Linked DNA regions of Homo sapiens: region 2 is linked to region 1. Evidence: read pairs that join two places in POLR2A ChIA-PET (ENCODE). Cell type or tissue: OCI-LY7. All regions are shown on one strand. Links, peaks and the distances in the headings refer to the core of each region. The heading gives the core; the rest is flanking DNA. Region 1 overlaps DLEU1 (deleted in lymphocytic leukemia 1). Region 2 has its middle 11 kb from the start of DLEU1-AS1.

Region 1 (12,112 bases), core at 1,916-9,915:
AACTTTGGGTATAAAACTGGATAACATAAGAATGAAAATCTAATTTAATAAAAGGAAAAGGTCTAAGAACATGTATATTTATAAAAGGGGGATAATAATAGGCCTACATGTATTAACATAAGGTGAGTGTTTAGAGCAGTGCCTGGTACATTCTGATGGCTATGTAACTGTTTTCTATGATTGTCATCATCATCATCACCACCAGATAAAATGGATATTGAAAAGCAAAAGTTACAACAGGAAACCTAAAGTATTTATGAGGAAATAAAGAGAAGATAATATTATAATGAGCAAGAATAAAAATCCCCAGTCAGTAAAACACTTCCATTGAACCCCCACGCAATTCACAACATTGTCATTCAGGAGACGAAAAGGGGGCAAATACCCTGGAAAAGTCCACCAGCCTCCTGGTGACAGGTAAGGGTCTGGGAATTTGCACCTGTGTCCATACACTTCTGTGTACCTATCACAAATGACAGCAACTGTTTTAGAGCAAAGGACACATCACCACATGAACATCTCGGAAATGACAGAGGCTGGGTCACTTATGAGGGCCTCCCACACCAGCACAAATTCTGCACCACCCACCCACAGTTGCTGCCATGCCAGCCCAGGAAGAGTCCCAGCCACTAGAAGAGAAGGAAGACATGCATCTGCACTCCTGCACACCTAGAGGCTGCTTCCCGCAACTAAGTAAGCATTCTCTTGGAAAAAAAAAAAAATAGAATGTGGAGATCTAAGACATTCAACTTTTTGAGGCTTTCCCCAAGTTTGTCCATATAACAAAAGAAAATCTCCACATAGAGATTTTGAAATTGCTTCCAAATTCACAAGTGTGGCAGTTACTCCCTTCTCTCCTACACCTGATCATCCTTCTCCAACAACACAAACACACACACACACACACACAGCCCTCCCAACCTCTCGACACTCTCATAGCTCTTAGTCCCTAGAGTGTGGCCTTTGTCTCTCTTCTCCTCTACTGCTAACCTGTTAAGGGTCAATTATAGAGCACAAGCTTTGGGGACTAATCCATAAATTTGCAAAGCTGGCCACTTGTTTAAAAACAACAACAATCTTAGATAAATTTGTTTTGGCTTCAAGTTTCCCCAAATTCTTTGGTCCAGACATGATTGTTAACAGATCACAAAACTTTCTGGAGGAAGAAAGTGTTCTAGCTGGAATGATGACAGTCACACGGCTTCCCAAAAGTTCTGAGGAGAAGCACAACATGGAGAAGTACAGGTCAATTTTGCCAATTTGAAACGCTCTGCAGCCCTTTGCCTGCCATGGGCCTGGTCAGAGCTCTCAAATGGCCCCATCTCTCTTATCTCAGACAACAAATGCTCTGTGCTGCTTTCCTGAGTCTCCATTTTTCTACCTGGGATTAAAGAGTTCCAAGGGCCCCTTCAGCTCCAAAAAACTGGGTTGCAAATAGAACCCGAGCTCTAGTTCATTTACTAAACTGCACTGCACATCCAGACCACTTATCCTGAGCTTAAAGTTTCAACAGTCCGCGTAGGAATCCATTGACTAGAAATACTTAACAGAATGTCAGTTGAATAGAGACCTTATAAAGCACTTCTGTTCAATATAAGTAGTCTCTGATCTGCACTTTTATCATTGCTACTAAATGCTCCTGACCCTAGTAAATAATAAATGAAAAAGTTTTCTTACTCAGTTGAAAACTAAGAAACACTTGATTTGACGACTAAAAGGATTGGATTCTTTGAAAATGTTTCTAAAGGAAAAGGGACATCATTTGTCAGCCAATAATGAGAAAAGGTTACCAATAGTATTTAAATTGAGATTTACCTGTGTTAAATTAGGTTTAGCCTAAAGCTGGTTTCTTACATATTTTAAGTTCAGCCTAAAGGTTTCTCCATACATAGTGAACTGTAATCTAACTGGATGCGTACACAGACTGTCACCTATGCTTGTGCCAATCACCAAGTTTGGACCAATCAAAGGCAGCTAACTGTTCAGACTGTGTACAAATAAGGCAAACGTGGAGCTGTAACTAAGCCAGCTGTTTCTGTATCTCATTCTGTCTTCTGTATATCACTTTCCTTTTTCTGTCCATAAATCTTTTTCAACCACAAGCCAGCACAAGGTGACACCAAACCTATTCTGGCTCAGGACACTGCCTGATTCGTGAATCATTCTTTGCTCAATTAAACTCTACTAAATTTAATTTTTCTAAAGTTTTTCTTTTAACACCTGCAATATAATCATAAATGTAACTGTAAGGGGAAAATAAATTGTTCTTATTTTAAACAAAAACCAATTGCAGTTGCATTTTTTTTTAATTACCCATGTTTACCTTTCTGTTTGTTATTTGTTTGTCTATTCAACTTTCCTCCTGTAACTCAGATGTTTCTTCTGGAACCATTTCCCTTCTTCCTAAAATATGTCCTTTGGAACTTCCTTTAGTGAGAGACTTTGGATAATAAAACTCTCATTTTTTTGTGTGCTTGAAATTGTCTTTATTTTACCTTCATTTGTGAAGATAGTTTCACTGGGTATAGAAATTTATGGTTGATGATTACTTTTGTTCAGGATTGGCCTTCTAAAGGAGAGGTGGAGTCAGGAATAGATTCCTGTTTTGTTTTGTTTTGTTGAGGAAAATACCTCATGGGTATGGATAGGCTTTTGCAGACAAGGAATGGGAGGCCTCCTGGGCTCCTGGTTATACTAAGGCAAATCCAAGAGAGATGGATTGCTCTGCATAGCAAAGTGAGGGGAATTTTGCATTTCTAAGGCAGCCTAAAAAAGAAAGAATATGCATCCATGAATGAGGTAAAAGGATGATATTCAGAGGGTCTAGATAAAAAAGGAACTTCAAAAAATATAATGGAAAATGAAGAGGTTGTGAAAGGAAAATAAATCTTGGGACCCCGAAATCACTAAGCTGAAGGGAAAAGTCAAGCTGGGAACTGCTTAGGGCAAACCTGCCTCCCATTCTATTCAAGGTCACTCCTCTGCTCACTGAGATGAATGCATATCTGACTGGCTCATTTGGAGAGGCTAACTAGAAACTCAAAAGAAAGCAACGATTTGTCTCTTATCTACCTATGACCTGGAAACCCCCTCCCAACTTCAAGTTGCCCCGCCTCTGCCTCGAATTGTCCCACCTTTCTGAACTGAACCAATGTACATCTTAAACATAGTGATTGATGTCTCGTGACTTCCTAAAATGTATAAAACCAAGCTGTGCTCCTACCACCTTTGGTACATGTCATCAGGACCTCCTGAGGCTGTGTCACAGGTACGTGTCCTCAACCTTAGCAAAATAAACTTTCTAAATTAACTGAGACCTGTCTCAGGTTTTCAGGGTTCACAAGGTGGAGAGAAGACCTAGTCAGTGAGATTAAGAATGATCTATAAATTTCTAGAAAATTTTTGTTAATATAATTGTTTCGTGAAGAATTAACTTTACACACACACACAAAAGCTCTGGCTTTTGCCCTCAGGTACAAGAAGGTGATGCTAGGCCCCTGGAGTGTCCAGTCTAAGGGGAGTATCTTTGTTTGCCTGGGGACTTTGGCAATCAGAGAGTCTAATTACGTGATTTGTGATGGAGGCTTTAGGCCATGTTGTATCAGTTCACACTTGCAGAGGAACTGAGGATGAAAGATGCTAGCCAAAACTTCTGGGAAGGTCTGGAGACTGAAGATCAGCCATGCAGATAGTATGTGATTAGGACTCAATAAAAATTCTGGACACCAAAAGCTCAATGAGCTTCCCTGCCCAGCAATGCCCTGCATACTGCCACAAACAGTGGTCGGGAGGAGGTAATACTCTCTATGATGCCAGCGAGAGAGGATGAATGGGAGCTCCACATTTCGACCCCTCCTGGGCTTTGTCCAAGGCATCTCTTCCTTGGCTAATGTTAACTAGTATCCTGTTCCTGTAATGAATCATAAGTATGGCTTTCAGTGAATTCTGTGGCTCTTTCTGGTAAATTATCAAACTGGAGGGTTGTTTGGCAAACCCTCTGAACTTGTAGCTGGTATCAGAGTAAGGGTAGCCTCAGCCCTCTGAAAAGTCAGCTTCACACAATAATCTCATACCAGCAGTACTCTGGGGTAATAAAGGACAAGAGGCAACACCCTGCATAGGAGAAGGCAATGCCAAAACAAGAACGGCCTCCAGAGGTGAGAGCGACCATGGAAACCAAGTGACCGCAGAGGCACAGCGTAGGTCCCCAATCCTGCATCCCCACAAAATACACTTCTTGGAAATAGGGGCTCCGATCTTTTTGTTGTGCACTAGAGAACAACTTGCCTTTTTCACATGACCGCTGTGTCAAACAATTCATGCCTTTTTATTTAATTAAAGGACAATCCCCCAATCATCCTACACCACCCCCATAAGACCATAAGACTTAAAGGCTCCCAGGAGGCAGATTATTAGGTTGTAACAAAACCAGGCACATTAATAAATAAAAGTCTAAAATTCTTGCTTTGGCTGGGACTTAAACTCTTGAATAAAATGCATGCAAATATTTTTTAAATATATGCAGTGCATGGTGCCTAATAGATATTCAGTTGATGGCTTTGAATAAGGGAAAAATGAATGAATACATAAATGTATGAATAAATACAGTTTATTCTCAATGGCATGTACTTATTCTATTAGAGAAAACATGAATACTTAAATAGGTAATCCACAAAAGTCCAACCTACACATTTTAACTGGTAGCCTCATGCTTCTCCCAGAAGTTCTTACCAGAGAAGCAAACAGGCAGTAAAAATGACTGGCTCAAGTTTCATCTCTTCAGCCTGCCTGCGCTTGGTGCCTTGGAACTTTTAACTAACAGCAAAATTCCCCAAATGCCCTTGTGACACCAAGGGTAAAAGAAAGAGTCTTACTGCCAATAAATAGGATTCTCATGCCCTGTTCCGCTAAGCACATAAGATGAAAAGTTACACAATAAAAGCAGCACTGCAGTTTTTATTCCACTCTAAGCCATTATTTCCTCAAATAGCATTTGTGGTAACTATCTTTGATCGTTGACTAGGGCCACAGGTGGTTGGCCCTAGCTAGTGTATCAGGAGTGTAATCTGAGTTGTCTCTAAACACATCACAGCAATGACAGATTATACCAATCAGAAGCAACCGTGTAATACCAAGCTGTAAACTGCAGACATTCTTTGGGTTTACGCTCTTAATTTACTTGCCACGAATGGGCTCCTTGAACTTTGTAGGTCTTTCATTTTCCAAAGGAAGCACATCTTCCGGGGCTTGAGTTTAATTCGATGCTACTGCTGCCAAAGCCACATGGGATGCAAATGAAACTGGGTTCACCTTTCTCCCCCTGCACTGCTCACTAGGCAGTTCAATAGATCCATTGGCAAAAAAAAAAAAAAAAAAGAAAAGAAAAAACAGAAAATTGCAGTGGTATTCTGAGACAAAGCAGCCAGAGCCAGCACTGAAAATTATAGAACTAGTAATCTCATTGCAAAGCATTAAAAAGCTTAGAGAGAAGGCTAATGCTCTGAAATCAAAAGGGTGGGACAATCAACACTAAAATCCAGAAGGTTCTACAGGACAGGGGAAAAGCCCAAAAAGAAGCTATAGAAAACAAAGCTTGTCTACGAGAGGCTGCTGGATTGATATGTAAATTAGCCTAGACCTTTTGAAGAGTAATTTCCATAAGTATTCTAATCCTTAAAACCGTGCATATGCTGTGACCTGACAATTCCCCTTCTAGGACTTTATCCTGAGAGATAATTACAAATGTGTGCAAATATTTACCTTCAAGGTGATTTACCACAGAACTGATTACAGTAGCAAAAAATAAATAAACAGCCAAAATGTTCAACCATTGAGAATTCATTGAACTTTGGACATACAACAAAATATGACATAATAATTAAATATGTTGTGATAAAAAGAAAAAGATATTTACAATAATTAGGTTAAAAAAATAGAAAACAGTGTATGTGGTGTGCACCCATTCTTGCAATTCGAAAACAGAGAAAGAGCCCTTCACAGATATATACCAAAATTTAACAGTGACTGAGTGAGGGTAACTATAGGTATTTTTATTGTCTGCTTTGTACTTCATTGGGTTTTCAATTTGTCATGTACTATTTTTGCAGAGAAAAAAAGTTATTATAAAAAAATCCTTAAGAATAAACCAGAAGCATTCATTAGACTTTTTTAGCTACAAGGTACAAAGTCCTCAAGCTACTTCAAATTATGATAGAATGTATTACAAGAATGCATTGGGTAATGAGTAAGTTTAGAAGTGGAAGTCACTGGAAATAAAAACAGGAATGTCTTGGGGCAATCAGGAAGGTGCACAGCCCAACCTAGCAAAAGACAACTGGAAGGTCCTAGAGTTGATCTAGGAATAAGGTTACCTCTTTGCCCCTCTGGTGCAGGCAGTCCATCCACCTCTCCTCTGTAACTTGGATTTCCTGTCTCCCATCCACAGCTCCTGACACAGCCTATCAGCCACCCTGCCTCCCACTCTGCTTTTCTCTTTCATCTCTCAAGGCTTCCACCTATACCTGACTGATTTCCTCGGAAATCCTCAGGGACCCTGCTGCCTCCCAGTGGCCTCTATGTGTTGTCTGCTAATTGACTGGTCCTGTCCTTGATTGGCAGTTGTGGCCAGTCCATGATCTGGCCAGCCTGGAATCCAGTGCCCACTCCCATCACCAGCCATGATGAGGGGAAAAGTCCAACTATGGCTGCCTATGAGCAGTAGCTTGTTAACTGAGTAGTTTTCCTTGGTAGAAAACTGAGGGTGTCAAGACCTCACAACTGACCTGCCAGTAGGCCAGTACCAATATTTCAAACACTGTATGTCCGGAACACTGTTTCTACATTAATGAAATCTGCTTAATTTTGTTCAAAGTAAAGTTTCACAAAGTTATGTGGGCACAGAATCCTTTTACTTTTTCCAAAACACCTGCTGTACTAATACCAGGTACCAAGTTTAAGAATTGCTGCTACAGAGTAAACTGTCATCACAGAAAAAACAATTAACAATGATATTTGTTCCATTTTTCTATGCCTGTATTCTCTGCATAAGTCATTTGGTTAAGATCCTCCGTCTTCTTCAGAGGAATTAAAATATTTTACCATGAAAATATATGGCAAGCCTAGATTCATTCTTACTATAAAAATGAAGAGTTATTAAATATATTAGTAAAATAAGAGCAGCTTTCAGTTACTAAGGTCCTCTTGGGGATATAGAACTTCTAAATTAAAGAAATAAATAATCAGACTTAGAAACGAACTTGTAAACAGAATGTAGTTCATGAGTTTGTTGGCTTTTCTCCCCTGTGGATGGTTCATAACATAATTTAAAAGGGGAGAAGTTGAAGAGTTGAAGCCTTATTTAAAAAAAAAAAGAAAAGAAAAGAAAAGAAAAGAAAGAAAGAAAAGGCAGAGCCAAAAGCAAGGAAAGGGAGAAAGTAGAGATCTAGAACAATGTGAGACTGTGGCTAATAGGTCTGCAGTCGGAAAGGAATCAGAGAAATGGGGCCCAGGAAGTGGAGGTATGAGTAGCAGTTCATTTGGATACAATTCGGAGGTGGCTGGTAGCTGGCTGCTTTGTGTTTTGCATGTGTCTATATTGTTGCTGCTGCTGCCGCTGCTGTTGTTGTTGTTTTTCATGCCAGTTCACCGTGACTTTGGTCTGGATTCTGTGCTGATCCAACTCAAATCCCTCTGACTCAGCCAGGCTGCCAGCTCTAGAATTCCTGGTCATCAGAATCATTGTGGTTAGAATACTTGGGTCTTGCTGAGAAAAAAGGGCACAGAAATCTAAGACAAGTGAGATGCGTGCTGCTTGTTTTACTATTTTTGTTTTAGTTTTGGTTTTTATCTCTTTAATAAGAGGACTGCTATTCATACACAATCAGATGAAGCTTAAAGAGTCTGTCCAGTAACCAAACCAGATGAGAGATGACCACTCACATCATTTGTTATATGCAAGGATATTAAGGTCAAAGCCCTGTGTAGGAGAGGGAGAAAAGAGGGATGGAGGAAGGGAAGGGAAGGGGAGGGGAGGGGAGGGGAGGGGAGAGGAAAAAGAGAGAGAGAGAGAAAAGAAAAGAAAGAAAGAAAAGAAAAGAAAGGAAGGAAGGAAGGAAAGAAGGAAGGGGGAAAGGAGGGAGACAGCCAGGCAGACAGGAGTAGGGGTGGGGGGTTAAGGAAAAAAGGAGAGAAAAGGAAAGAAGAAATGGAAAAGAAATATACATCAACCCAAAATAATTCCAATGCTGATAATAATATTATAATTATAATATCTGAATACTTTTACCTATAAAAACAAAAACCTAGTAACAATAGCCACTGTTATTACATGCTTAGTATACACCAGCAGTGTGCACAATTTATCCATTATGGCATTTTATTCTCAGGACACCTCTTTGAGACAGACACTGGTACACCATCCCTCATTTGCAATTCAGAAATCTAAAATCTCTGAAAACTGAACATTTTTTCATAAGTCTAAAGCAAAATTACTTGGCAGCAAAACCTAACAAACTAACATGAGGCTACTTATAGTCTTTACTTAACTCATTTGGTGCACATTTCACTACAGAAAAATTAATGTGTTTCATTAAGGGATATTGCCCTCCAATGCCTCTGAGTGTTCTATATAATAAATGACAATATGTACTTTATTATCTTTCTGTAATACTAAAAGTTCTGAATTCTGAAACTCATCTGGTTTCAAGAGTTTAGGATAAGGGATTGTTTCTGCCTATTTTACAGATAAGGAAACTGAGACCAGTTCTGTTTGTCTTCATTGATGTATTTACCTTGGAATTTTGGTTTGTATCTTTGGGACTTCGCCTTTTTGGTGATGGCTTAAAATTTTTTTCTCCACACTATCTCCTTTCACTTATGCACTGATGATATTTTAGCAAGTTCTCTGAGAGAAAAGTTTTTTAAAATCTCTTTTTTCCCCCAACATGGAAAATGCTGACATCCTCAAAAATTTTCCTTGAACCCAAGTGAACTCGTTTTTAATTCCCCCACCCTTCATTTTCAGATTACTCAGTGTATTTAATGCTGCCCTTCCTCAATTCCACCCAAAGCTCACATGGCGACACGAAGGGCATTGGTGAGGAAACCAGCGAGGAGTCTGCATGAGCCTGAGATGTTGCTAAGCTCTCTGATATCTGCGGTGAGAGTGTCTACGCGAAGATTACCCATGCTGGGCTCCAGCGTTTCAACCCTAACCCCACAATGAGCGCCTGGTCACTCTGTGGTCTAAACTCTGAGAGAAGAGAGCATTCCATACTATACTACATTTCGTACACAATTATTTGATACATGGAAGAAACCATAAATATTATTTATCTTACCATGGGCCTCAGAATGTCCAAACACCACAGCTAATTAGGGTTCAATAATAGATTCAATAAGCTGAAGCCTGTTTTTCTGGTTTATCAAAACAAGTAAAGCAATGGCCATTACATTCTAATTTGTAAGCATTTTGTTTGATGGCTTTGAGTAGAAAGTACTTAGCTTTGCCTGTCCTATAGGAGGTCCAGCCACCATCTAAAGTCAGCACTAAACTATATCTGTTGCCATTTACGATACTTTTTTCCATTTGTGGAAACAAGTTATTTGTTATAACCAAACATATATTCAAATACAGACGGAGCTTTTGCTAAAAGATTAGAAAGTCAATATTTCCTAATTGGCAAGGAGAAGGATTTGGTCAAAGCCAATGAGAATTTCTTCTATGATCAGTCTTTCCCCAGGAGCTGGCTCCTGTGAAGATTATAACTCACCTGCTGCAGATGCGAGTAAAGTTGACACTGTGAAGCAAAGCATACTAGTATATTTCACCATCTCAGGGTACCCCAGTTGAAAAGTTTTAATCAAGACTCCCTAAACCATGATTTCTCAACTTCAGCACTATTGACTTTGAGGGTAGATAATTCTTTGTTGTAGGGGCTGTCCTATGCATTGTCAATGTTTAGCAGCATTCCTGGCTGACACCCACTAGATGCTGGTAACATCCTCCTCACCAGTCATGACAACAAAAAATGCATCCAGACATTGCCAATGTCCCCTGGGGAAGAAAAATCACCCCCAGTGATGCTCCTCCACTCCTTGTGCATGATATACATTAATATTTCCATGGAGGTGACTTGCCAAGGTTCATAACCTTGTCCTTAAGCAAGAATTTGCATGTGTGTGTACCTTTATTTTTTTAATGAATTGAACATTTATTTAAAATCATATTGTGCTATTTATAGTATTCTTGTCTTGCATGTTTTACTTAATCACATATCCTCCAGAACTGTGAGAATTTTGTTTCTGCTATTAAGCTACCTAGTCTATGGTATTTTGTTATAGAAGTTCATATTAACTAAATACTAACTAAATCAATCTCTCTCTTTCTTCATAAATTTATTTTTAAACTATCTTTAAAAGAATATACTGTGAGCATGATTTCCATTCTTAACATATTAAACATTCATTTTTCACTTTATAATGATAGCAAAACAAAATTATCTGATGTCATGTTTTTTAAAACTATATAATAAAATTTTTATTATTTAAAAAATTTATATATACATATATAAGTAATATGTAAAATGATATAGCCACTCTGAAAAACAGTTTGGCAATTTATTACAAAACTAAGCACGCAATTACCATTTGACCCAGAAGTGATTGTACTATACCTGGTCACTTATCCCAGAGAGATAAACGTATGCTCCCACAAAAATCTGTACATGAAAGTTCACAGCAGCTTCACTGGTGATAGCCAAAAAATGAAAACAACCTAGATATCCTTCAGTGAGTGAATGTTTAGAAAGAAAAGAAAGTGGTATATTTACTTATTTTCATAGTATAAAAGATTGTATTATGAAAGTTAATATTAAAATATATAAATCCTTGATGCATTTGGTGCACAGTGAAGGGTGTAATTGTGTGTGTGTTTGTGTGTCTGTGTGTGTGTGTTTGCAAATGGCCACCCAATTATCTCACTCTTTATAGAATAAACTACTCCAACTGGCCTTCCACTCCACCACCCACTTTATCCCTTTACCCTTCATCTTTATCCTCTTCAAATAGCTCTTGTGGAAGTTGAAATGCATTCGGTCGTGTATCTTCCTCTCTTCTTTTCAAAGAGGTCTGTACCAATATTATCACTTGCCTAAAGAGTTTTTTTATTAACACTCAAATTAAAACTGCAGAAGGGAAGCCCTACAACTCTTAGAGCCTCCTGAACGCTACACAAAGCTTGCCTAGGTGGAGAGCTGAACAGCAGGGTGCCCAAGTCCAACTTTGACAAGAAGGGAAGCTTGGGCTTTGCTAGGACAGCAGGTCAGGAACCTTCCCGGGACATAACTCCTAAAGTGGGGCTTCCCAGGAATAGTGCTGGGGGCTTTAAAGAGACTTTCTCCCAAACCCAATCCAGAGGCTGAGGTTGATCTGCCCACCCCTGTGCTCTGCATACTGCAGATCCTAGAGCAATTTCTGCTAACAAAGCTAGTCCTGTGAGGAATCCAGCTGTGTCTTGCAAGCCATTTTCACAATATTATTTTTCAAGTCCCTTGTTGGATCTTAAGAGAGGAATTTCAGGGAAGGGAGAGGAAAGAGTGTCAAGGGTTTAAGTTCACACCTTATTATGCTTTTACTACTCTTCATAGTCACATTTTAACAATTCGTGGTAAGAAATAAATACTTTGGCTCTTGGCGGAATAATTCCAAGTTACTCTTCGCCGCTCAGCTCTCCCTGGCTCACGGGTCAAGCCTTTCTCTCCAATAGGGAGTCCTCCATTCTTCTCATCTCACACCTCAATTCCTAGAACAGCCTCCTCACCAATTTTCTTCCTTCATTCCTCCCACTCTACTCCATGCCACACATATCTGTCAGAATAATCTTCTAAGAATCCTACTTACATCATGAAACTAATTTAATTATTCCCGCTTCTCTCTCCCTCCCCACCTCTCCAGGCTCAGTCTGAGTTCTATCTCCTCCCTGAACTGTTGCGCAGTGGCCCCAGTCCCTAGAGACCTTTGCTCTTCAATGCTGCCATACCAGGGCTAATATTCATGGGGTACAGATTGTCCACTCCCACAGTGTGTTCTGATGGGATTGGCATCCATCGCAATC
Region 2 (12,112 bases), core at 1,991-9,990, 160 kb before region 1:
GAACTGGGAGAATAACCAAAGAAGTAGAGTGAAGGCAAACACTAATGTCTATAAGAAAACTATTATTTTTGTAGCGGGAAAGGCTGCAAAAAGACACCAAAAGTGTGTTTTCATTGCACTTCATCAAGTCATTTAATAAACCTGCCATTCCTAACACACTACTGGCTACTTTGGAATTGTTTTCGCAGTTACTCAGCAGGAAACTAACATTTGAACTTACCAGTCTTTTGAGTTGCAAATTCAATTTTAAACTTTTTATTTACAAAGCCTCAAGAATATCTATCACTCCAGGCAGAGGAACGATAATAACATCAAGTTTTATGAATTATTACTTTCCAATCAAGGGTGACAGACTTGCTTATAAGAACAGGGTGAGACTTTTCATAAGCAGTAGAGTTCCATCCAAGTTCTCCTGATTCTATTTTGCCAAAGAAAGGAAAAGGATATTACATTTTAAAATAAAATTCCTCCAAATAAAATCCTACCAATGCTTAATGTCTGTGAGTTCTTGTGGTGGCTTTATGTTGTAAATGCTAAGGTTTCATATTACTTATATAAGCTTTAGTCTCCAATAGAGCTGGCAAACAAAACCCAAGAATGCTGAAACAGCTGTAGTACTGTATCTGAGTCATTTGGACGAAAACAGGCAGCGGGGCACGACGCCGGAGCAGTGTTCTCTCAGCCCACTACAACTCTTAGCTTTTCATTTCAGCTTCCAGACAAAGAACTAGTGATGGCTGCGAATCTCATGAAAACTCAGTGAGGCATACAAGTTGGATATTAAGGCAGGAACTTGCTAATATTTTTAAAGGGTCACTTCAAAGGAAAATTCCACGTTCTCAGAATTAAATCCAATTCCTTAGAGGCTTTGATTCTATTCTTGCAAAGGGTGAATCTTACAGATATCCAAACAGCCAGTGCCAGTCAAGAAGAGATGTATTTTAAATAAGAAAGCCACACAAGGATGGCTACAAATCCTCTACATTAAACTGCATTAGTTTTCACTTCCATTAATTCAGAGTCAGTTACAGAACTGGCCTGAAGTTTGGTAATCAAATCAAGGATAAAAAGAATTATAATTTAAATAGTTTAAAACAGTTTATTAGTCTTTTAAAAATAGGAGGATTTCTTCAATTATAAATCACTGACATGTTAATTATAAATAATGCTTAAAGAGTGGCACTCTAATTATAAATAAGGCTCATCTGTAGGTCTTCCAAGACCCCCCCCCCGCAAGGCAGCTGTTCTTTGCATACATAGTTCAAGTTACTCAGTGTGTGAGAAGGTGGTAAACTCTAGCTTTAAACACAGTTTATTAAAATGTGTGTCTCACAAATTGAGTTTGCCTCATTTCCATAAGCCTAAAATAGTAAAATGTTTGCTGTAGTCCTTTAGTGCACATTTATTCTCAGAACACCAACTCATCGTGGAACCTTAGGTAAGTTACTTAACCTCTCTGAGCCTAAATGTATTCCTCCAGAGAAATGTTAGTTTCCATTCGATTAATGAGTTAATGTATATAATGCACTTAGTAGAATACATGGAACAAGGTAGGCCCTTAGAAAATGATAGCTATTATTGATAGTAGTTGTAATCATAAAAATGGAATATGATAGATTCAGCTGATGTTTTAAGCCACTAATTTAGAATTTCTCCGATTTTTTGAGCCATAAATCTATAATAATTAAAAACGATTTTGACAAGAGTTCAAGAGGAAATGGGTCCCTTGTTTGCCAAAGGGACTTGGTAAATAAGGGCTGGGTATCAGTGAGGAAAGACATGTGAGTGAGGAGATCCACAAAGACTCAGACTGACCACCGAGATAAAATCACATTTCACCATGTCCCTGGCTGCCTTCTCGTCTACACTCCAAGTCTCCAGAAAATGATGGTCAACGTGCTGATTTTAATATGACAGCTTTGAAAGGCTTGTGCCCCTTCACCTCAATTTTCTGGAAACCTCATTTTTCTTAACTCTCCAAGGCAGCTTTCCAGCCAAGGAATCTATGAGCTAGTTGGGTAGAGCTAGTTAGGTTCTTAATCCAAAAGAATGTCAGGTTTCAGTGTCAAAAAGGAAGGGAATCTGAAGCCATTCTCACATGCATCGCTGTCTTTCATACGGGAAAGAAGGCTTTGGTGGTGGGTGCTATGAGTGTGTGTCTCTACTCAAAGGATTAGTGAGGGTCTTTTCCCCTTAAGTAATTAGAGAACAGACCTTTTTTATTAAAACATATCTCCTAGAAAGATATGTTTGGATATCTTTATTGAGCTCCTTCTACATGCCAGTTATTGCTCTACATTCTACTGAGGAAAGAGGAGTGATAAGATGTGGTTTTTGTCCTCCACTTACAAATGCAGGTACCATGTGCAGGACCTGTTGCTATTTGCAGCTCCAAGTCTTAGACCTATGGTTCTGCCCCTAACCTTCACCTAGAAAGAGATATCACAACCCAACATAGATCTCTGTTTTATGTTTTTCCTTGCTTAGGAGGAGCTGTATGATACAAATTTCCTTTGCAATAAAGATATTCATCTGACAGGCAGAGGTTTTATTTCTTAAAAGTGAGTTCAAACAAGCCTCCAGAGATCGGTCAAAAAGAAAGTTTACTTCTTCTCAATTATGGTATATATTTTAAAAGGGATTTTTCAAAATATAATTTTCCTTTCCTAAAAGTTCTTCCTCAGCTCTGCCACTTATCTGCTGTGAGAGATCCTGGCCAATTTGCTTACCCTCTTGTGCCTCAGTTCCTGCATCTGTAACATGGGAAAACAATAGCCCCTGCCTATAGGGCTGTTGTGGAGGCATAAATGACAAAAGACAGAAGTCTCTTGGAACAGTGCTTGGCATGCAGTAAGCATCCAATAAAGGTCAGTCATCATTATGATTGTTAATTTTCTTTTTCTTTCTTTTTTTTTTTTTTAAGACAGAGTTTTCCTCTGTCGCCCAGGCTAGAGCGGAGTGGCACGATCTTGGTTCACTGCAACCTCCGCCTCACGGGTTCAAGCGATTCTCCTGCCTCAGCCTCTCAAGTAGCTGGGATTACAGGCGCCCACCACCACACCCAGCTAATTTTTGTAATTTTAGTGAAGACGGGGTTTCACCATCTTGGCCATGCTGGTCTCGAACTCCTGACCTTGTGATCCACCCACCTTGGCCTCCCAAAGTGCTGTGATTACAGGCATGAGCCACCGTACCTGGCCATCATTGTTATTTTTCAATTACATTAATATTGGTTGTAGTATTCTCCTGCTAGGTTGTTAGGCAGACACTGTGATAGAGGGTCACAGAAGAGTGAAGCGGTTCTATATGTATTATAGTATCTCCTTAGTAGGCCACAGTGCCATTAAACCCTTAACCATGCTATGTAGCTTAGAAAATAAAACCACTAAGTAAGAGTATAAAAACTTTATTTTAGCCCCAGTTCTTCTATGCATTTGCTATGTCATTTTGGATAAGCCAATTGCTAGGATCACCAGACAAAAATACAGAATGCTCAGCTAAATGTAAATTTCATATAAGTAATATATTTTTAGTACAGTATAAGTATGCCTTATGCAAATGATAAAAAGTTATTCATTATTTACATGAAATTCAAATTTTGCTAGAAGACTTGCATTGTAATTTGTTAAATCTGGCAGTCCTGAGCTTCAATCTCTTTATAGATAAAATAATGATACTGAATTAGGTCAGTGTTTTCCTAACCCTACAGAACATTTTCTAGGAGACATGTTTTAATAAAAAGAATTCATTCTCCAATTAATTAGGGAAATGCAACAAGTTGTTGCCCCCTTTTAGAAATTTAGAGTATAAAGTAGTATATTGAATGTTACAAAAACCCCAGCAGTAAATAAACCTGCTTGACTTTGTTTAAGCCACATTCACTCAAAGTATTTCTTCTGTCCCTTTGCATTTATAAACATCTCTAGAACACCTTTTGGGAAATGAAAGACTAGATGATACCTAAGGATGTTTCCAATTCTAAAAGTTTAGGATTCTAAGGATCCAAGATTGAATTATGCAGTCTTAAAGTACCCCCCAAGAAACAAAATGTAAGCATTAATAATCTACTTAGTACAAGGTGTCATCCATACAGACAAAATTTCTGAGTAGAATTCAATACCTGGTCTTGACTAGAGCAGGTGGTGCTACCAGAAACTGAGAATAATAATCTTTTCACTCCACCTATTCAGCACTCAACATAGTATCAAATACAGACAACTAAATAGTGTTGAGCATTTGTTTGACTGTAATGTCTATCAAAGTGACATTGCATTCAGTCAGCATTGTTTAGAGAAGGAGTAATGGCTCAGCTGACTCCACTTTTCATCAAGGTTGCCAGGTGAGTTAAACTAAATTCTGTTCTTATTAGTTCAATATAAGTTCAATAAACAGTGGCTCATTTAGGTGTGATTAAGAGGGAATTTCAGAATTCTTTAAAAAATTCATTAAAAAAATAGAACTTGAAGTGATGTCAGTGAAAATGATGAAGTAATGACTTCTGAAAATCCTCTCCCCCATAAAAGCAATGAGAAAACCAGCAAAAATTGTCAGAGTTAACTTTTTCAGAAGTCTGGAAAGGAACCAAAAGCTTGCAGCAATCCAGAGAGTGTTTATTCAGAAAAATGGCTGAATCTCAGTAAGTACAGAGAGTTTTGTGGCATTTTAACTTGTCCTATTCCAATCCACTCTACCTTCTCCAGCTCTACAGTAGATATAAAATAAACAACCCACAATCACAATGAAAAGCAAAAGCATTGTAGTCACTGGAAAGGGCAAAACAAGGTTGGAGCTTCTTTGAATCCCCATTCCCAGAAAATTAAAATTATTTGACCTTTCTGGAAGTTCCCTGGAAGACCCTACTTAAAAGGTTGTCCTTATAAGATCTGCTTCAAAAGTCATCTAATGCAAACAGCCTTTTCCTCTGGAGCATTTGTTGAAAACAATCTGTTGAATATTGCAGCTCCCTGAAGAAGTGAGACACAGTTGATACAAACAATAGACTAACCAAAAGGCTTCAAAGGAAAATCTGAGATGTTCATGGGGAACTTTGAAAAGCTGACATATTCCTGGGAATCTAAAAGGCTACATGCATATGTGGAGCCATGTGCAAGTTCAGGACTATGCGTATTGTCAGGAAAAACAGACAATGCCCTGTGCTCTCAGTTCTGGCTAAACTTGAAGCTTTGTATAAGCAGGAAGTAAAGGCTAAGACAGAATTGTCAAGTTCTTGACTTAGTGTCAAAGCCATGCTCCAAAATGTACACAGAACCTCTCAGCAAAAACTTTAGTACTTATTTCTTCCAGGCATGTAAAATACTTTCTCTCTGATCATTAGCTGACCACTGAGCAGAAATTTCAGTGGCTACTCATAACAATAACAACAACAAATACAGGCTTTGTATTTAGTTCAGAAACCACTACCACCAGCAAGAATTAGTTCAGAAAACCACTACCACCAGAAACCCTAGAAGAAGGAAAGTCTGATTTTCAGTGCCACATCAAATTATTTTAAATACCCAGGAAAAAAATAGGACATGCAAAGACAGATAATAGTCTATATACAGAAAAAATAGAGTAAGCAACAGAAATTATCCACAAGAAAATACAGCCGTTGGACTTACTAGACATAGACTTTAAGTCAGAAATTTAAAAAACGGTCAAAGAACCAAGGAAACTATATCTAAATAATTATGGTAAGTATGAGAATGATATTTCAGCAAATGGAGGATATCAATAAAGAGATAATTATAAAAATGAACTGAATAGAAATTCTGGAGTTGAAAAATAAATAATTGAAATAAAAATTTACTATAAGGGCTCAACAGCAGATTTCAGCAAGCAGACAAAAGAATCAGTAAATTTTAAGACAGGTCCATTGAGATTATCCACTCTAGGTAATAGAAATAAAGAGAATTAAAAAAAATAAGCAGAGACTCAGAGATAATCAAGCCTAAAAACATGCATAAATGTAGTCTCAGACGTCAAGGATAAAGAGAAAGGGGGAAAAAATTAAAAATAATGACTGAAAACTTTCCAAATTGGAAGGAAAATGTTATACTATATATCCAAGAAGCTCAACGAACTCCAAGTATGATAAAGTCAAAGAGATCTACAACTAGATACATCATAATAAAACTGTTGAAGGACAAAGAAAGAATCTTGAAACCTGAAAGAAAGAAACTACTCATCAGGTCAATGGATTCTCAATAAAAATAACAAATAATTTCTCATCAGAAACCATGGAAGCCAGAAGCAATGGAATTATATACTCTAAGTGTTAAAAAAAAAAAATGTCAACCAAGATGTCGACCTAGAATTTTATATCCAGCAAAAGTATTCTTCAAAATAGTGAAGTTAAGACATTCCTAATAAACAGCTGAGAGGATTTATCACTAGCAGGCTGCTCTACAAGAAATACTCAAGATAGGCCAGTCATAGTGGCTCATGTCTGTGATCGCAGCACTTTGGGAGGCCGAGGCGCGTGGATCACCCGAGGTCAGGAGTTCAAGACCAGCCTGACCAACATGGAGAAACCCCATCCTACTAAAAATACAAAAATTAGCCAGGCATGGTGGCACATGCCTGTAATTCTAGCTACTGAGGAAGCTGAGGCAGGAGAATCGCTTCAACCCTGGAGGCAGAGGTTGTAGTGAGCTGAGATCACACCATTGCACTCCAGCCTGGGTGACAAGAGTGAAACTCCATCTCAAAAAAAAATAAAATAAAATAAATACTAAAGATAGTCCTTCACACTAAAGTCAAAGAACACTAGACAGTGACTCAAATTCAAATAAAGAAAATAAAGAGCATTAGAAAAAGTAACTACATATACAAGACAGTATAAATGTATTTTTTTATTTGTAACTCTGATTTTTCTAACTTATTATTTCAAACCCTCTTAAAGCAATAATTATGAATTTGTGTTGTGAGTATATGTTATATAAATCTAATTTGTATTACAGTAACAGCACAAAATTTTGCTGCTGAAATTTTAAATATAGTAAAAAAACTAAGGAAAATGAAGTTAAGATATTTCTAATAAACAACTGAAAGGATATATCACTAGCAGACTGCTCTACAAGAAATACTAAAGATAATCCTTCAGACTAAAGTAAATTTAGTAAATAATAGCACAAAGGAGGCAGAAGGAAATAGAGCTATACAAATGCAAAATTTTTATATACTATTGAAATTAAGTTTATTTTAATCTGAACAAGATTGTTACAAATTAAGACAACTGAAAAAACTTGTGGACTGGCATGTCAGCAAGATAGCTGTCTAGACTTGCCTGGTATTCATCTTCCCCAGCAAAAAGGGACCAAAACAATGAATAAACAACTGTATTTTCACTAGCATGAATGAGGAAGTACACTGGAGAGCACCAGGAAAATTGCAAAATCCTTGTGGAACACAGAAACCCAGGATAGCACCATAGACAAGAGAGTGAAGAACCCTATTTCAGCCATACTGTTTTCCCTGTTGAGATCAGCTCAAAGCCAGGATGAACTTCTTATGGGGAGAGGGTAAGCTACAACTGCCCAGCAGTCCTCGTTACTGCTGCAGATGCCTGTGTTCTTTGCTACAGGAGAGGTAGATAGTCCTCACATGTCCTAAACCAGTTAGGAGAGTTGCCTAGAGTTCATGTAACTGCATTGCCTCAAAACAGGAGCCCATTTTGTGCACACACACACACCCCACTCCCCACACCAAAGCTGTATGACACAGTGCCATCTCGAAACTGGACCCACTACTAGAGTGAGTCCTGCCCTGGGATCCAGTAGCCACTATTTTTCTGTATCCCTGAAGTCATGCCATCATTCCAGTATGCTCGCTTGAGTGGCTGCATCACCACTATCCTAGCTGCTTGGAGCCTATTGCTGTGTGGAATGGCTAAGATTTTGGTGTTCAAACACATAGAGCACCCCACCCACAAGGGAATAGGTGGACTTGCACAATATGGAAGATGACACACAGCTGGACAGTCTGATATACCTACACACTTGGCCTGCCAGCCAGCCCAGCAACCCCTACCCCCACCCCACCTCGCCCAGCAAAACCATATCACTGCCATCACAAACCAACAGCCTAGGCCACTGAAACAATTGCAGACACTATAAATGAGGATTGCAGCTGAATAAAATGCAGAGACCATGCTACTGAGTCCATCTAAAACCAAAGCCAACACACCACACTTAAACAACATCCTATGACTCATGTGCAGGAAACAGTCTCTCCCTCTGAAAACTACTCCACCAAATTTGAAAAGATGACTGTTCCACTGGTATGCACAGATATCAACAAAGGAACACACACACACACACACACACACACACACACACACACACAGAAAAAGTAAGGAAACACGACACGTCTAAAGGAGCAAAATAATTCTCCAGTAACAGAATCCAAAGAAAAGAACAAAATTCCAGAAAGGGAATTTAAAATAATGATCTTAAGAAACTCAGTGAGATACAAGAGAATACAGCCAATATTCAATACAATTCAATGAAATTAGGAAAACAACAGAGATTGATATCATGAGAAGAACCAAACGAAAATCTTGACACTGATGAGTGCCTTGAATGAAATAAAAATACAATTGAGAGTTTCAACAACAGACTAAATCAAACAGAATAAAGAATTTCTGAACTTTAAGATAGTTCTTTTGAAATAACTCAGAGGTAAGACAAATAAGAATAAAAAGAATGAAGAAATCCTATGGGACCTACAGGACATCATTAAGCCAACAAATATTCATATTGTAACAATGCCAGAGGGAGAAGAGATGAAGATAGGCACAGAAAACCTATTTAATTAAATAATAGCTGAAAACTTCCCAAGTCTTAGGAGAGATATAAACACCCAGATTCAGGAAACTCAAAGGTCCCTAATTAGATTCAACCCCCAAAAAATTCTCTTTGAGGCACATTATAAACAAACTGCCAGACTCTAAATAAACCTATAACAAATACAGAAATTGAATTCATAATCAAAAAACTTCCCACAAAGAAAAGCCTATGACCAGATGTACTCACTGGCAAATTCTACCAAATGTTTCAAAAACAAGTAAGTGCAATCTTTTGCAAACTCTTTCAAAAATAGAAGAGGTGGGACTATTTCCCATCTTATTCTATAAGATCAGTGTTGCTCTGATATCAGACCCAGACAAAAATATCCCAAGTAAGGATACTTCCAGAACAATATCCCTTATAAATATAAATGCCAAAAAAAACCTCAAAAAATACTAGAACACTTAATTCAGTGTGCAACATTTTAAAAAGAATTGTACCAAATGATCAAATGGAATTTATCAATGGAATGCAAGGTTGGTTTGATATACCAAAATTTTTCTATGTCATATACCATGTTAATAAAGAAAGACTAAAATTACAGAATCATCTCAAAAGATGCAGAAAAATAATTTGTCTGAATCTATAATAAAAATGATTTCATGATGAAACACTCAATAAATGGGATGAAAGGGAACTTCCTCTACTTGGTAAACAACATCAGAGTAAAATGCACAGCTAATATCATGCTTAATGCCGAAATCCTGGAATCTTTCCCACTAAGACCAGGAAATGAATGTTCTTTCTAGCCTCTCCTATTCAACACTGTATTGGAGTCTCTAGCCAGAGCAATTAGTGAAGAAAAATAAATAAAGGCAGCCAAATTGAAAAGGAAGAAGTAAATCTATCTCTTTGCCAATGACATTATATAGAAAATTTTAAGGAATTCACGAAAGTCTAATAAGCCAGTTTAGCAAGGTTAAAGGATACAGGAGAAATACAGAATACTCAATTGTATTTTCATACACCAGCAATGAACAACCAGTAAATAAAATTAAAATAATTTCATTTATAACAGCTTTAAGAATAAAATAATTAGGAATAAATTTAACAAAATAATTCCAAGACTAGCATACTAAAAACTATAAAATGTTATTGAAAGAAACTAAAGAAGACTTAAATAACTGGAAATACATCTTGGGTTCACGGATTGGAACACTTAATATTGTTAAGATAACAAACTCCTTGAATTCGTCTAGAGTTTTTGCACTGTCTCCATCAAAATTCCAGCTGCCTTTTTTGTATAAATGTATAAGCTAATACTGAACCTCATGTGGAAATGCAAGGGGTCCAGAATAACAAAAATAATCTGAAAAAAAAAACCCAAAGTTAAAGAACTAACACTTACTGATTTTGATATCTACAGCACAAAGCTACAGCAATAAAGATTGTACAGTAGTGGCATAGGATAGTCATATTTATCAATGGAATAGGATTGAGAGTCTGAAAATAAACTCATACATTTATGGTCAACTGATTTTTGACAAGAATGTCCGAACAGTTCAAAGGAGGAAACAATAGTCTTTTAAACAAATGGTGCTGCAAAAATGGGAGATACACATATACACATATAAAAGAATGAAATTGGATTCCTATCTCTTACCCTATACAAAAACTAACACAGAATGTATCAAAGACCTAAATGTGAAAGCTAAAAGCATAAAACTCTTAGAAGAAATCACAGCTGTAAAATTTGTGACCTCAGATTTAGGCAATGGTTTGTTAGATACGACACCAAAAGACAAGCAAAAAAAGAAAAAAATAGATAAACTGGACTTTATCAAAATAAAAAACTTGTACTTCAAAAGATAATATAAAGAAGTGAAAAGCCAACCCACAGAATGGGAGAAAATATTTACAAATCATGTACTGTTAAAGGTCTAGGATCCAGAATATATTTAAAAACTATTACAACTCAACAATAAAAACATAAATTATCCAATTAAAACATAGGCACAGGATTTGAGTAGACATTTCTCTAAAGAAGATATACAAATATCTTGTATACACATGAAAAGATGCTTGATATTATTAGTCATTAGAGAATGCAAATCAAAACCATAATGAGATAACACTTCATATCTACTAGGATAGCTACAATAAAAGGCAACAATTAAGTATTAGTTTAAATAAGGAAAGACCAGAACTGTCATACAATGCTGGTGAAATATTAAAATGATAGTTACTTTGGAAAACAGTTGGGCAGTTTCTAAACATAAAGTTACAATCTAATTCAGCAATTTTATCCCTAAGTATCTACCCAGGAGAATTAAAAACATATAACAAAAACTTACAAGTAAATATTCCTAACAGCGTTAATTATTATAGCCTAAAAGTGAAAACAACCCAAAGATTTATTAATTGATGAACAGATAAACAAAATATAGTATATTAAAACCATGTAATATTATTCAATCATAAAAGAAATGAAGTTCTGGTATATGCCATGACGTGGATAAATCTTGAAAACATGTCTAAAGTAGGCAAATCCATTGTAGAGGCAGAAGTAAACTTCCTTTCTGCCCTTTCTGAAGGTTCACTGAAATAAAGTGACAATAGACAGATTAACATGAGAAAAAGTTTACACATTAATTAATATGCATAATCATGGGAGCCATACAAAACATGAGACTCAAAAAAGGGCCATATGGTTAAGGTTTAAATGTCCTCCTCATAGGGGAGAGAAAACTTGGGAGCTGTAACAAATTTTAGAAGGGTAGTAAGTGATTTTCAGAGGAAATGAATGCACCCAGGAGGCAAATATTATTTTGTAAATAATTATCTTAGGAAACTGAATGGGACTGGCAAGTTAAGGGAAGGAGAGGGGTGGAACTGCCTTGTGAACAAAGGTTGTCTTAGTATGTAGAAAAAGTCTCCTAGGTAATCTCTCCAACCTGCCCTCAAAAGAATAGATGAAAAGTCTAACTGCATGTAGTGATGACTTTTATAGTCTTTTCTTCTCTCAGGTGGGTAATCTTTCTGGATTATTTCATGAGATTCCTGGAGAGTGAGTCTTCAGACAATTGCATGTCTTTTGAGAAGTTTCCTTAGTTAGATAAGGAAATTCCAGACAGAGTCCCTCCTTGCTCTTGGAGTCAGGGGAGAAGAAACAAAAGAGGGTTAAAATGTTTTGGGTTCTGAGACAGCTTCTAAGGTACTCCATCTTCATTTAATTCAAAGTGTTCAGTATGCCAAAGCACCATTGTGTGGGGTATCATTTTCTTAGACCCAACACCATAAATACTAAGAGTAGTTTAGTGGTT

What was found. ChIA-PET counts read pairs that join two places held together with the same protein. Peaks named below come from ENCODE experiments on the same cell type or tissue, not always from the same donor. Only the 100,000 strongest peaks of a DNase experiment are listed, where the experiment ranks them.
Region 2: POLR2A ChIA-PET joins it to region 1 with 5 read pairs; 4 of 35 experiments call an interaction of 5 or more read pairs at or near these places.

Annotation. Positions count from the first base shown.
Region 1 is chr13:50,371,566-50,383,677 of GRCh38, reverse strand. All of the region lies in intron 2 of DLEU1 (deleted in lymphocytic leukemia 1), which reads right to left. Among named protein-coding and RNA genes, the nearest start is that of DLEU1-AS1, 150 kb to the left of the region's middle. RefSeq lists an enhancer at 4,677-5,273. In OCI-LY7, for the core only: a CTCF peak has its summit at 6,569 (motif pointing left); DNase peaks (open chromatin) are centred at 5,017 and 7,527; H3K4me3 peaks cover 2,081 bases; H3K27ac peaks cover 1,705 bases.
Region 2 is chr13:50,532,469-50,544,580 of GRCh38, reverse strand. No RefSeq gene overlaps it. Among named protein-coding and RNA genes, the nearest start is that of DLEU1-AS1, 11 kb to the right of the region's middle. In OCI-LY7, for the core only: no CTCF peak of the experiment used is centred there; a DNase peak (open chromatin) is centred at 9,280.